Linked DNA regions of Homo sapiens: region 1 is linked to region 2. A link is a contact called in ENCODE Hi-C or POLR2A ChIA-PET data. All regions are on one chromosome and are shown on one strand. Each heading gives the region's core, a stretch centred on a gene start or an enhancer-like site at or near the end of the contact. The rest is flanking DNA. Distances are from core to core; before and after follow the strand shown.

Region 1 (6,541 bases), core at 2,734-5,233, 1.2 Mb after region 2:
CAGGAGGTAAAAACTTGGGCAACATAGAAAGAAGGCTCCGTTTCTTAGTCTGTAAATGGGGACAATAAATAGCTGCCTCATAAGGCTGATGCTGGGATCAGTCAAATGAGATCATGCAAAGCACCCAGCACTGGCTAACACTCAATAAAAAAATAGCCATTATGATCATTAGGAAGATATAGGAAGAGACTTTTGTCATTGTCACAGTTTAATCTTGAAAAGGAACTTACTGTATGGTAGCATTCTGAGTCAGTTACAAGAGAAAGTAACAAGTGACCTGCATTGCTGAGGATCCTGCCTCCTCCAAGCTACCCTGCTACATTGTTAAAACACCCTGGGGGAGAAAAGTATCCTATTCAGCCAATGTTAAACTGTTTCCTTTTCTGAAAGTTAGAAATAGATGAAAATAGCATAAGAAATAACTCTGTATATAGTAAGTTCTGGGTAAGACAATATTGTGGTAAGTGAACTAAACAAAGATTAATCTGAAATTGGACTCTGATCCCCAAGTGAACCAGCCAGTGTAGCCCAGTCCTTACTGGACCTGAGGAGGAAAAACAAGCCTGTGTCTATCTCAAGCGTGATCTGGCTAGATATGATCTAAACTTTGAAAAGTGCCTAAGCATGTTTCAGATGCATATTATGTGTTAAATACTAAGCAGGGAGCTCTGAGCTGGGGCAGTGCACCCTGATGCTGAGGAACTGACATAGGAAAATGAACACCTAGCATTGTAATTTGGCCTTTTGCTATTTATTTATTTATTTATTTATTTATTTTGAGACGGAGTCTCTCTCTGTGGCCCAGGTTAGAGTGCAGTGGTGCAATCTCGGCTCACTGCAACCTCCGGCTCCTGGTTCGAGCGATTCTCCTGCTTCAGCCTCCTCAGTACCTGGGATTCCAGGCACACGCCCCCACGCCCAGCTGATTTTTGTATTTTTAGTAGAGATGGGGTTTCACCATGTTGGCCAGGCTGGTCTCGAACTCCTGACCTGAGGTGATCCACCTGCCTCGGCCTCCCAAATTGCTGAGATTACAGGCATGAGCCACCACGCCCAGCCTATTCTCTCATTTTAGTCAGACAAGTTTTCTTTTCTGTTAGATCTCTCCCCAATAATTGCAAAAACCAACCAAATAAATAAGTATGGGAGAGAGGTGGTTATTTATATTATGAAAGCATTCTTCAGTTTAATTCATTGCAGAATCTAAGATCCTTTCCTCCACAGTGTTAAAATCCATAGCCCTCTCAATTACTCTTCCACGCTTTGAGGAAAAGGAAGACAGGGAGGAGAGATCTCCAATGGAAATTTCCTTGTTAATAACATCTTATGTTTCTCTAAATGTTTTACAGTTTCAAAGCACTTTCAGACTCACTCTGGTATGTTAGTTAAGCCTTGTGCAAGATACCATAAATCATATTATACTCAATTAAGAGGTGAGAAAAGACAAGGCTCAGAGGTGAAGCAAATATAAATAGTAGTAATTAGTTTTATATATATATATAACTAATATATATAACATTCATATATATATATATATATATATAGAGAGAGAGAGAGAGAGAGAGAGAGAGAGAGAGAGAGAGAGGGCGCAATTGGTACATGTGAGACCTGAAGCCAAGATTTTTAAACTAAGTCCAGTGGCCAAGAAGCTGAAGCAAGTAGCTCACACTCACTGCCTTGGTGTTGCTGTTTTTCCTCCCTTCCGTGATTTGGTTCTAAGCATCTTCCCTTTTTTTTCTCAGTTAATTCTGATTCATGACTTCCCTCATGTAATTAATAAATGGGAAAGACTTGAGTGAACAAATATTCAGCCAACTAGTATTTATTGAGCAACAACTAGAAACCAGAACTTTGAAGGGTTTTAAACAAAGGAAATGGAATCTCTTTGTCATTTAAAAGGCCACAATAAAACAAATAAAAGTAAAAAATAAAAAAGACCATAGTGAGGAGGGTGCAGTGGCTCACGCCTGTAATCCCAGCACGTTGGGAGGCTGAGGTGGGCAGATCGCCTGAGCTCAGGAGTTCGAGACCAGCCTGGGCAACATGGTGAAACTCCACCTCTACTAAAAAAATCCACAAATTAACCAGGCATGGTGGCATGCAACTGTGGTGGTTACAGGTACTCAGGAGGCTGAGGCCGGAGAATCCCTTGAGCCTGGGAAATGGAGGCTGCAGTGAGCTGAAACAGCACCATTGCACTCTAGCCTGTGCAACCAAGCCAGGATTAATAACTTTATTGATGTGAACCAATTATCCAAAAATAATAATCACATATTAGCCATAGCGGACTCCCCAGCTAGATGTTTTCTGCCTGTGTTTGTAAATCCTGGACATAGTTAAATTTCAAGTGCCTTCAATAAGAAATCAATGGCTTGGAAAACATCTCTGCGCAGTCTTGATAAGATTTCTAATTGTGGTGAAGCCTCATTCCTTAAATTATTTATTCAACACTAACCCATTCTACAAACTTACATCTGCTGGGCTCTGGGAGTAACAAGATGAGTTAGATGCAGCAGTCCCAAATCTAAAGGAGGTTGGAGACTAGAAAGACCAGTGCCTGCTCTGAGCTCTCCAGTGGTCCCCAGCCTCTCAGTCAGGCCTCACAGGCCCCTCTGCCAGAGGCGGAACCAGCTTGCCTCCGCTCTGCAGCCACACTGGCCTTTTCTTTCATTTCTGAGAACTCTCCTCACTCCCTCCCACTTTGGGCTCTGCAGAAATCCCAGTTCCCTTTGCCTTGAAAGCTCTTGGTCAATTTAGCTCCTCCTCCTTCAGCCCTCAGCTCCTGCCTTGCTGCCCCAATAATCTTTTTCTGACTGCAGATCTGGTCAAATCTTTGTCTGAAACCTTAGAGCCCATTACATTTGTAGTTTTACGTGTACACGTGTGATCATTTAATATTTGACGGTGTGCTCTCAGGTGCCTACGCTCCTGGAGAGGCAGGGGCTGACTGGTTTTGTTAGATGCCAGTGCCTGACACACAATAGGCCCTCAAGGGGTGAAAAACCAACCAACCAAGTCAGGACCCAAGCAACCTGGGCCTCTGTGGAAGGGCAGAATGGCCTGAGTTTGGGTTTCTCGAGCTACCTTAAGATCAGGCCTCCTGGCTCCTATCTTAGCCCTTCTAACACTCTGAAGTGTAGAGGTTGTTTGTTCCAAGTCCCCAAGGTACTGTAAGCTCCCAGATAGCAGAAATCCCATTATATTTTAGTGCTGTGGCCCCAGCATCCAGCTGCGCTGTTACTTAGCATGAGATCCACATGAAAACCATTTCGCAACTATTAGCCATTGCCAGTATTAATACTTTCCGGAAGGTGGCACAAAGTGGGGGATGTTATAGACAGCTTCAAAGAAACGTTTAAGCTAGAGTTGACTCTTTAAATAATACAAGCCATCCCCAACCAAAGATTAAAAATTTAAATACAAAAAAAAAAAAAGGAAATTTGCCTACCCCCCATTTGTGAAAACAAAGAAAAAAAAAACAGTTAACGTCTTAACTTTTCTAGGCCTTCACTCTCGCCTCTCCCCGCGCTACAAGGGCGAATTCTGGACGTATCTACACAGTCACCGCGGAGTCTGCAATCGCCGCGACGTCCCCTGGCATTTCTTGGCCAGGCTGCAACTTTGGTGACGGTGTATGTAGTTACATCCCCTGTAGTGCAGCTGGTATTTAGGGTCCTCATTGGCAAAGTTGAGGGTATAAGCAGGGAGGGAGGGGACCTTGGCTTCTTTCCATTCACTGGCATGTTTTCGGGGCACGGTCATCCCACGCTGGGCTCCAGCGCCAGTCCCAAGGCCTCGCCGAACTCCAGCCCGGGAGTGCGCGCGGCCCCGCCCACCGGGCGGCCGAGGTCCCGCCCCTACCTCCCCCGCCACACCTACCCACCCACCCCATTGCAATGGTCTCTGCACGCAGGCGCAGTGGCGCGCGGGGGAGGCGGGGCGCATGTGGGCTTCATTTAAACAGAGCAGAGGGGGCGGCGCGCGGTCGCCGCGGTGCTGCTGCTCAGTGGGAGCGGGTCTTCGCAACTGTCTCCGCGTGGCGCGCGCCTCTAGCCGCCCTTCCCCTGGCGGCTACGGCCGGAGGGAGCGGAGGCGAGCGGGAGTCGGGCTCCATGGAGAGCGGCGGACAACTGGGCAGAGGCGGAGCTTTCATCTCGGCACCCTGGTTCCAGTGACCCGCGCTAGCGTCCCGTCCCGCCCGCGTCGGAGCGGCCGCCGGCCCCGGGACTGACCGGCCTCGCCGCACCTCCCGCACCGACTAGCGCTCCCGGGCGCTCCTGCGCCCGACTCGCCCTCGCCCCCACTCCCCGGCGGGGTGGCGGCGGCCGGGCCCCCACGGCGGCGGCCGGAGCAGCAGCAGCAGCAGCAGGAGCCCGCCTCTATGATGAAGTTCAAGCCCAACCAGACGCGGACCTACGACCGCGAGGGCTTCAAGAAGCGGGCGGCGTGCCTGTGCTTCCGGAGCGAGCAGGAGGACGAGGTAGGGCGCCCGGCGCCGCACGCTGCCCTCCGGGGCGCCGGGGTCTAGGGCCCGGGTGCTTCCCCTCGCTCCCCGCCCCTGCGCAGGCTGCGGGGCTGGGAGGGATTAGCCCCCTTCCTCCCTCCCTCCTTTCCTCCCTCACTCCTTTCCTCCCTCACTTCTTCCTTCCTTTCTCTGGGCTGATAGATGAGACAAAGGGGGCTCGCCCAGCCCCAGTTTCTCCATCTGGGCACTCGAGAAGGCGCCTGGTCCCCGGGAAGGTCCCGGGCCGCGTAAGTCTCGCCTAGCGGGAGTCACCATCTTAACGTGCGAATTGAGTTGAAAGCCGGATAAACCTCGAGTGCTCAGCGAGAGGAGGGTGGAAATGGCGTGAGTGTTGCAGCAGAGCCCTTGTGCCTCTTTTACATATTTTCCTTCCATGTTACAGCCGTTTGCGGTCTCGGATTCGATCTAAGCATGTTTGTGGAGTAACAGACAGTCCTCGTGCTTGGAATTGAGTCTAGTCTTGGCAATTCTTGTGGGTCCATGAACCCGCAAGCTGTTGGCATAATTATGCCTCATTTTTAAAACGGCCTTCCCTTCTTAAAGTTTTCTGACTGCAGAAAAATGGTTAGTGAAAAATGTGGAATAATGCCAAAAGGGAGACGATGGACTAGAGATGGGCAAAGCTGCCATTTTCAGACAGTAATCTCCAGCTCTCAGCTTATGTATAAAGGGTTCTTTGCTGTCTGGCTTGACATCTGGAAAGGAGTAGCCTTTCTCGTTCTCAGAGCAGTCGTTCTTGGATAATTTACCCATCTGCATTGGGCTGAGAATGAGACCCTTGGGGTTTCCCTGGAGAGCGATTTTTACTTAATTCAGTAGTATTTATTTAAAATGGCTAACTGTTGAAGTTTGCTTAGGGCAATAGTAGCCTTTTGGTATTGCCACTCTTAAGATAAATTACATAGGTGAAAAAAATTAACATTCTGAGTTCTGCTTTCATAACCAACCGTGTATAAAATACTAGGCTAAGGCTGGAGATGGGAATTTAATGGCTTCCTTACTGCTAGTCCCTGTAGTTGTGATGAATATGACACAGAATACACTCAGTGGCTTAGTTCTTGTTATGTTAACGAAAAGTTCTCGAAATTTGCCCTTCAAACCCTTGTTTTGCCTTTATTTTTTTTTGAAAAGAAACCAAGCCCTTTAAATGGGTTGCTCTGTGCTCACTCATAACCTTTACGTATTAGACTTGAATCCCAAACGAGTGTGCAGAGAAATACGGCCCCAGCCTTTGAGATGGGTCTGCTTAGGAGAGCTAGAAACTGCAAAGGGAAAGGTTATTAACTTTTACAAAATGAACAAGTCAACAAGCATTAAGTGTGTTCTGTAAAAAAGATAAAGCCTTAGCGGAAAGGGGCCATGTTGAGGCAAAGTAGTAAACTTTAAATATAAAAGAAATGATAGCCAAAAGGGATCAAGATAGATCAAGGATCTTGTCTGGTTTCCTCAATATTGTGTAATGATATTCTTAATTGAGTGCTTACAATGTGCCAGGCGCTGCCAGAAGAAAACTTGTTATACATTTAATCCTTTTAACACTGGGAGGTAGTGAAGTTACTCCCATTTTATAGGTGAGGAGACAGTTGCAGAGCATAAGTACCTTCCCAAATGACACAATTAGGAAGTGGTAGAGTCAGGATTCAGGGTCCAGTCCTTACTCCTGATGTTGGGCTCTGTTTGTTGAGTGAGTGAGATTTTTGTGAGGCTAAGTTTGGAAGCCTATCTGAAAGTGGTGACTGAAGTGTTGCCATAATGTGAACTTGGAATTCAGGCTTTGTAAAAATACTAGACTCTAGGGGAAAATATGAGTGATGGAAATTGAAATGATGATCTCTATTGTGCTTATGGTAAAGCAAAGACTGATAGAAGCTTTAGGAATTACTTTAGCAATAAAAATAAATGATTATTTTTATGCTTGGATATTATTTCTACTGAAATAAATACTAAATTCATAGCCTCTAGTTGAGTCAAGAGACCCGTGTCATTAGGTAAGGTGAAGTAGGGAGCAAGTTTTGG
Region 2 (6,832 bases), core at 2,151-4,650:
GTGGTGTTTAGCCTGTTCTTTAAGACTATGGGTCACCTGCCCCGGGGAAATTTCTAATTGAACAAAGAATCCATGGGGCAAAGTAATTGTTTTTCAAAGGTGGGTCAGAATGGAACATTTATATCTTCACTTCAACAGGGAAGCAATGAAATGTAATCCTTTGAGTATCACATTTTTGGTAGATGCTACCGTGGTCTCTTATCCTTATTTCATGAGATCATTAGCCTGTGAATGTGTCCATGTTTTGACTTTAGAAATTTTTAAAACATGCTACTCCTGTGTTTCCTGTAAAACCTAAACATGTATATACAGAGCATCTTCATTCCTCATCAAATGTTTTTCCAGCATGACCAGTGTGCAACAGAGATTCAGTTTATAGAACCTGTCTTCTAAGAAAAAATACTTTTAGCTAAACCTCTATAATCATGACAAGAGATTGATTAAAATGCCAAGATAAGAAACGATTTATTATAGAGAGAAGAAAAATTTCTCATCCAAAATATAGAAATCTGTACAACTTTGCCACAATCAATATACATGAACTGTACAAATTTACACCAGTTCATAATTTACCAAATAAAAGATGACTAACAAAGTTCACAAAATAGATGGTGGTTTGTGGAAAAGACTTTTACCCAATTAAGTACAAGGAAAGTTACAAACCAGACCTCCACTTTCTAAAAATAAGAAGTTTACTCAGTCTTAGAAAACTACAAGCTAGCAAATGTACAGAGAGCTGGCTGGTGCTAACACCACAGTTGAGACAGTGTCTTTTTAAGGGTCTTTTTTAAAGCCTGTTGCCATGGCAGATTCTGGTCACTTGCTACTTTCAAGGCCAAAAACACAATACAAGGTCTGACCATTTCCCCAGGTCATGCTTACTAGTTTGTCTTTATGTACATTTATACATATTTAAGTGCTAGGTAAAAGTCTTGTAAAATTTCCAGTACTACCATGTTTAAAACGTTTAACTTTCCTATTAAAAGCTGCCGAAAAGGTTAACAATAACAACTTTCAAGTGTAATAGTGCAAATTCCCCTGCGAGATTTACTGCAGAGAAAGATTCTTTGAAATACAGATTTTCTTTAAAAGGATTGATGTAAAAATTTAGGTATGTCTGGGAGAAACTGAAACCACCCTAGGACTTCCCTCCCTAGCAAATAAAGTGATCATTTACTTGGACTCACAGGCTATTAAAATTAATCATTGAAAGGTACTGTCCAAACTATGGCACTGTCACTTAAAATTTTTTTTTTTTTTACCATTCTATCTTGTGCCAGATCTTCACAGCTGTGACATGGTTTAAATTCCATAATCCATCCCCAAGAGGAGCCCACCCAAAGCAAAAATCAAATTTATCCATCATCATCAGATGATCCATCCACAGACTATATCTTAACCTGATACAGTCATCATATTGTAGTTTTTGGAAGGGCTCGTTCTGCCCAAGAGAAGTTCCTCCTTACAGCTGATTCGGCTGTCTACCATTTGCACGTTGGTGCTGTTTTGAGTGCTACCTCCTGCTGGTGAGGCTTCATACAGCACACAGATGGAGCCATCCTCTCCAATTCTGTAGGACACTTCATAGGGGTCAACCCAGAGTGTGAGTTCACTTGGGAGAAGCCTGAACAGCTCCTGACTGCTCAGTCCAATCCGCTGTGCTGCCTGTCCAATCAGAGGATCCATTTTATGGTTGATGCGAATACAACGGTAACCCGATCCCTTGCATGGCTTTTCTGGGAACCAGTGATGTTTATAATGTTCTATAGAAGAAAAGAAGAACAGAGAAACAACGCTTAGGATCGTTAGCTCCCACTGCGGATTCCTCCTACCCCAGGCTCCTTTGAGGAGCGAAAATGAAAACTATCAACTTTTTAAAATGTCCAGGATTGCATCCGTTGTTGTGCATGTGCGGGGATGGAAAAAGCGGGCAGGGTTTTAGAAATAACACAGTAGTACCGGACAAAACAATCTCCAGGAACCAACCGGTTGAGCCGCCAAAACAGGAATCAGGCGCGCAGCCTCGGCCAGTCGGGAAGCCACTGGCACCTATGGCCAGGCGAGAAACTGTTTACTTTCTCCACCCCACCCCAGATGCACACAATGGAGTTGATGGCTTTGGAGATGAGAAGCGCCACCGGACTGTTAACCCCGAAGGGAAGAAAAACAAGCAACCCTAAACCACGCTCTGGGCAGGGCTGTTAATTGTGCCGGTGACAAATCCGATGATTAATGGGCAGGGGCAGGAGGCGCGGGGAGACGGCACGTCCGTTCTGAGCTGGCTCCGGGGCAGCGGCGCAGCTTCCCACCCCGGGGCTGGGCCGCCGACCACGCAACGGTTGGAGGGGGCTGAGGAAAGGGGACGTCGAACCCACCCCAGCCCCACGGCTCCTTTGTCCCCAAATCCGCCGACGGTCCTCGGACCGCAGCTCCCGCCTCGGTGGGCTTAAGTTTCTTTGTTGTGCGTGTTGTCTTCTCCTCTCCGTTTTGCCAGCTGGGGGGAAGGGGGCGCCCTCCGTCCAGCCCCTAAAGCCTCGCGGGGAACCGCTGTTAGCGGCCACCCAGCGCAACCACACCGGTCCCGCGGCGGGGCCCAAGCGCGACCGGCCCCGGGGCGCTGCCGAGGTTCCCGCAGCCCCGACGGCCGGACTCTGACCCAGGGATGTGGGGCCCGCGTCCCTCCGACGCCCTCGCCCTGCTCACCTGCCAGCAGCTCCTGCAGGCTCTGGCTGAAGGTCTGCAGCTGTCGCTCGCTCGTGAGCCCCTTGGTGCGGAGAAACTTGGAGATGAAGGACACGGCGGCGGCGATCTCGCCTATCATGGTGGCGGCCCGGGTGTAGAAGGGATGCATGGGGGCGGCGTGCGGGGGCGGCCCGGGGCGGCTGGGGCTCGGCGGCGCGGCCCCGACGGCGGAGCAGCCACCCCGGGCTTCCTCACCGGGCGGAAGGCTGAGAGGAAGAGAGGGCGTGAGGGGCGGACGACTACTTTTGTCTTTCTTTCTTTAGACTAAAAAAGTTATTTTCGAGACAGGAGGCGGCAGGAGAGAGGAAGAGACGAGCGATGGCGGCCTGGTCACATCGCTCGGACCTCCCCAGCTGCCTCCGCCTCCAGCTCCGCAGCATTCGAAGATCTCAATAGCTGCATTTCCAGCTCCGAGAGGCGAAGAGATGCAAGCGCCGTGCAGCACCCTTTATAGTGCCACGAAAAGGAAGTGGCGTAGCTGGAGCGTGATGGCCGACTCCAGCCAATCCGAATATCGCACCATTGTGACGCAAGCCGGTTCGGAGCCGAAAGGGGCGGGAAAAGAGTTCAGGAGGCGGGTCCAGAGATAGGGAAGAGAGGGAGGAGCTGACGTAATCCGCTTGTAAACAAATAAACCCGGAGTGGCGGCTGGAGACCCAGTTGCTTGTGTCGAGGGAGGGAGGGAGGGAACAGAGGGTGCGCGTGTGAAAGCTCCGCCCCCAGCCCTAGCTCCTCCTTCCCGCTTCAGCAGGTCCAGGCTCTGCGCCAGTGCATCCTTCTCCAAGAGTGCGCTGCCTGGGCCCGCTTGCCCTGGAGTGTAAGTGCTGGGTAAATAAGAACCGCCTGGCGCAGGCTGTGTCTACTCTTCACGCCGCCTTCTCAGATCGGGCTGCATGTCCCCACTCCGTGTTTACATCTCGTTCCCGCTCCGGGTCTCGGTGACTGGCTCCTCAAGCCGGAGACGCGTGTGGTGCGGCGCGATGCGGGCGCCAGCGCTGTGTGTGCTGGCGGTGCGCTGCCTTAGTGCGGGGGAAAGTGGAGGGAACGGTCCTGCGGGGCGTTCTGTCCAAGAAAAAGGACTGCAGCCTCGGGGAGCCAGGGTCCCCTCGCAGACGAGCTGCCAACGCCGCGGAGCCATTTCTGTTCCACCCTAGGGGAGGAGTAGGGGGATATCTTTTAAAAGTTTAATTGCAAAATAAGTAGGTTAGTAAGGCCATTTGTGGTTGCTGTTTCAGTAACTTCAGCAGTCAACGGAGAGAAGAGTGGAAACCTTACTGGATGCGGACAGGAGAGCCAGTTACTGAAAGCAGATATAACGCGGATCCTGTAAAGAGTGGTGTGTATCCAAAAAAAAAAAATCTGTACAATGTATTTTAAAACTTGTGTGCACAAAACTGAAGATTTTCTTTTTTACCTAGTCCAAATGCCGTCCTAGCCTGAGTCCTGCTCTTTATAAAAATAAAATAAAAAGAATTTGAAGCTTGTGAAAGTATTAAGTGTAGACATTCAAGTTTATTTGAAACCCTACCAAAAAAAAAAAAAAACAACCTTAAAAACCAGTGTAACAGGAAGGCGGGAGCCTGCTAAAACGATTAGGCCTAAGACAGGGTTAACCCCAACTCCATTAAGGAGAAGGGGGAAAAGAAAAAAAGAAAGATGAAGGGAGGCAGGCAGATGGAGAAAGCAAACAGGAGGCAGAAGTTGAACTCTACCAGATGGAAATAAATATCCCGACCTTAGTTGATCATCAATATTGCAAAACACACCACTTTGAGTGTTTTTTTTTTCTTTTTAATACTGAGCTAAAGGATATAGAAATGAAGCAAAAATAATGACATTATAAAACAGGAGAAAACGTTTTATTGTTTAAAAAATATGTAAAACTCGATTTGAAAAAATAACTTCTAGATTATTTTTTCATTAGTACACATAACTAAGTAGTTACATGTGAAAAAATTAAAGAGTGGTTTTTTTTTTTCTTATAGAACTTTTCAGATAGAACTCTGCTTAAAAATAGTAATTTCACTGGAGGCATGAAACCTCTTTTACTACTCAAAAAGAAGATCGAGAAGCAAAAGTAAATTCATGAAATTACCATAACACTAGAATAACAACTCCTGGTCTCCCACCTAACCTGACCCACCCTTAGTTCCCTGCTTTCACTTACATTGTCGTTAATGTGTCACTGAGTACAAATTAGGAGTCAAGTGAAAGTTTTTCTCTTCTAAACCTGGTCTCCAACTTGGCCTCTCGGTCATGTGCTTAAATTGTCTCATCTAAAAAACAGAAATATTAAATCAACAAAATGCTAGGATTGGACTCAGACTTCCCCCAAGCCCTTGTTCTCCATACTATTTTTAACTGCCTGCACTAGCAGCAGCAGGACCCCTTCTGAAAGCCTTATAAAACCAGTTGAACAGGGTTAACAGAAAGTTTAACCCATAGACTCAGGGAGAGTTACTTCCCGCACTGAGTTTTTCAAATTATATATGTGTGTTTCCCACCTTAAATCATCCCATTAGGAGACAAACTGATTTGAGAAACTACAGTAATTTTTAACTTGGGAATCTACAGAGTACTCAGAAAAAAACTGGAAATAAACATTAGTCTTAAACGTAAGCCTTAGATGGTACATAATGTTCATTGCTAATAGTTTTCAATTCCTGACATATATATGTTTAGTCACATTTTCTGGAAGTTTAGTCAGGCCCTTCCCATCTGGGAAACAAGCAGGTATTTCTGGACAGCTTTTGAATTACAAAGGTGCTTTCTGTGTTGTTGTGCTAAGTTTACCAAGGCTCTCCCAAGTACTTTATTATTATCATGCAATTTGATAGTAATTTATGAAATTTTTTTTTTTTTTTTTTGAGATAGAGTCTCGCTCAGTCACCCAGGCTGGAGTGCAGTGGCGCGATCTTGGCTCACTGCAGCCACCGACTCCCAGGTTTAAGTGATTCTCCTGCCTCAGCCTCCCGAGTAGCTGGGATTACAGGCATGCACCACCACGCCTGGCTAAATTTTGTATTTTTAGTAGAGATGGGGTTTCACCATGTTGGCCAGGCTGGTCTCAAACTCCTGATCTCAGGTGATCCACCCGCCTCGGCCTCTCAAAGTTTAGGGATTACAGGCGTGGGCCACCACGCCTGGCCTGTCTAATTAATTTCTAAAACTTAGAACATTTCTAATCAAAGTATTAAAAATCTTAGGAATGCTGTCAAAACAAATTCAAAAAATGAACCTGGGTTTTAAAATAAGTTGACAAATAAAAGCACAAATATTAGATATTGTTTCCCCAGTTGGACCCGCCCTTTCCCTGAAGGCACATTAGGGCCAGGGCCTTCCAGACTGAGCCAGAGGCAACCTGCCTGTTGCTAGTCAGCTAGCTGCAGTCACTAAAGTTGTGCTTATTACGCACCTACTTCCAGATAGAGTGCTAGGTGTCTAGAAAACTCACAACTTAACCAATAAGTACAGAGTCAAGTGAGAGTTCTTGAGAGAGTGTTAATGGCAAATAGAGACAGGGCACTTATTTATTTGTGTGTTGCGGGGCAGAGGGAAAATAAGAAAACCCCAAAAGTGAATGATCTCAGCTAAGCCAATGAAAGTGACCCAAGATTAGTTCTCCTTGGAGGAAAGGAACGGGCTTGATCTTGGAGTATCTCAAAGGCATAAACCAAGGAGGATAAGTATTGTTGAAAAAACTGGTAGATGGAGGCAGGCATAGGGTACTTGAGAGTACTCTTGAGAGTGTTTTTAGCAGACAGATTATATGATCAGATTTATCTTTAAATAAGTTAGCTTTTCTTGTGGGCTTATGTCTTCAACTAGATACCTATGCCTCTTATTTATCTATTTTTTTGTTACCCGCAGAAAGGAGAAGACCACTTTTAGTTGCCTCCCTGCTAGCACCCTGACTTGCTCTGCTTGAATAAGAATCCAAGGACACAAGCTAAGACATTTGCACTGGGTTTAGATCTACTGCGATTCACAAAACACAAAAGAACTTTCAGTCAGAGGGTGACACATAATGATTTTAGACAAAACTCAGTTTCTTCTGGTGGAAGCTATTCAGATTGTTTGGAGAGTGGGA

The links. Hi-C counts contacts between places; a loop is a spot of excess contacts on that map. ChIA-PET counts read pairs that join two places held with the same protein, here RNA polymerase II (POLR2A). Pooled maps may share reads with other maps.
Region 1: a map of naive thymus-derived CD4-positive, alpha-beta T cell shows a loop between it and region 2 (7-fold over the local background). The contact joins the promoter of NUDT4 here to the promoter of BTG1-DT in region 2. A Hi-C loop is called at or near these places in 1 of 168 maps with a recorded cell type or tissue (naive thymus-derived CD4-positive, alpha-beta T cell), 1 of 37 single-sample maps with no recorded cell type and 12 of 50 pooled maps. POLR2A ChIA-PET finds 5 or more read pairs at or near these places in 2 of 52 experiments (CD4-positive, alpha-beta T cell and activated naive CD8-positive, alpha-beta T cell).

What each region holds. Positions count from the first base shown.
Region 1 is chr12:93,373,942-93,380,482 of GRCh38, forward strand. NUDT4 (nudix hydrolase 4) reads left to right here and starts at 3,984. Exons shown (of 5, transcript NM_019094.6): 1 at 3,984-4,480. The coding sequence starts at 4,382. It overlaps LOC643339 (a long non-coding RNA gene), which reads right to left and starts at 3,795. Exons shown (of 5, transcript NR_040096.1): 1 at 3,496-3,795. RefSeq lists an enhancer at 3,580-4,519 and silencers at 3,756-4,095, 4,316-4,615.
Region 2 is chr12:92,142,685-92,149,516 of GRCh38, forward strand. BTG1-DT (BTG1 divergent transcript) reads left to right here and starts at 3,401. Exons shown (of 3, transcript NR_135036.1): 1 at 3,401-3,559; 2 at 3,978-4,078. It overlaps BTG1 (BTG anti-proliferation factor 1), which reads right to left and starts at 3,162. Exons shown (of 2, transcript NM_001731.3): 1 at 2,704-3,162; 2 at 1-1,763. The coding sequence starts at 2,851. The coding sequence ends at 1,396. LINC01619 (long intergenic non-protein coding RNA 1619) reads right to left here and starts at 147. Exons shown (of 5, transcript NR_132341.1): 1 at 1-147. RefSeq lists enhancers at 1,564-1,803, 1,824-1,873, 2,134-2,183, 2,143-2,679, 3,514-3,813 and a silencer at 2,604-2,923.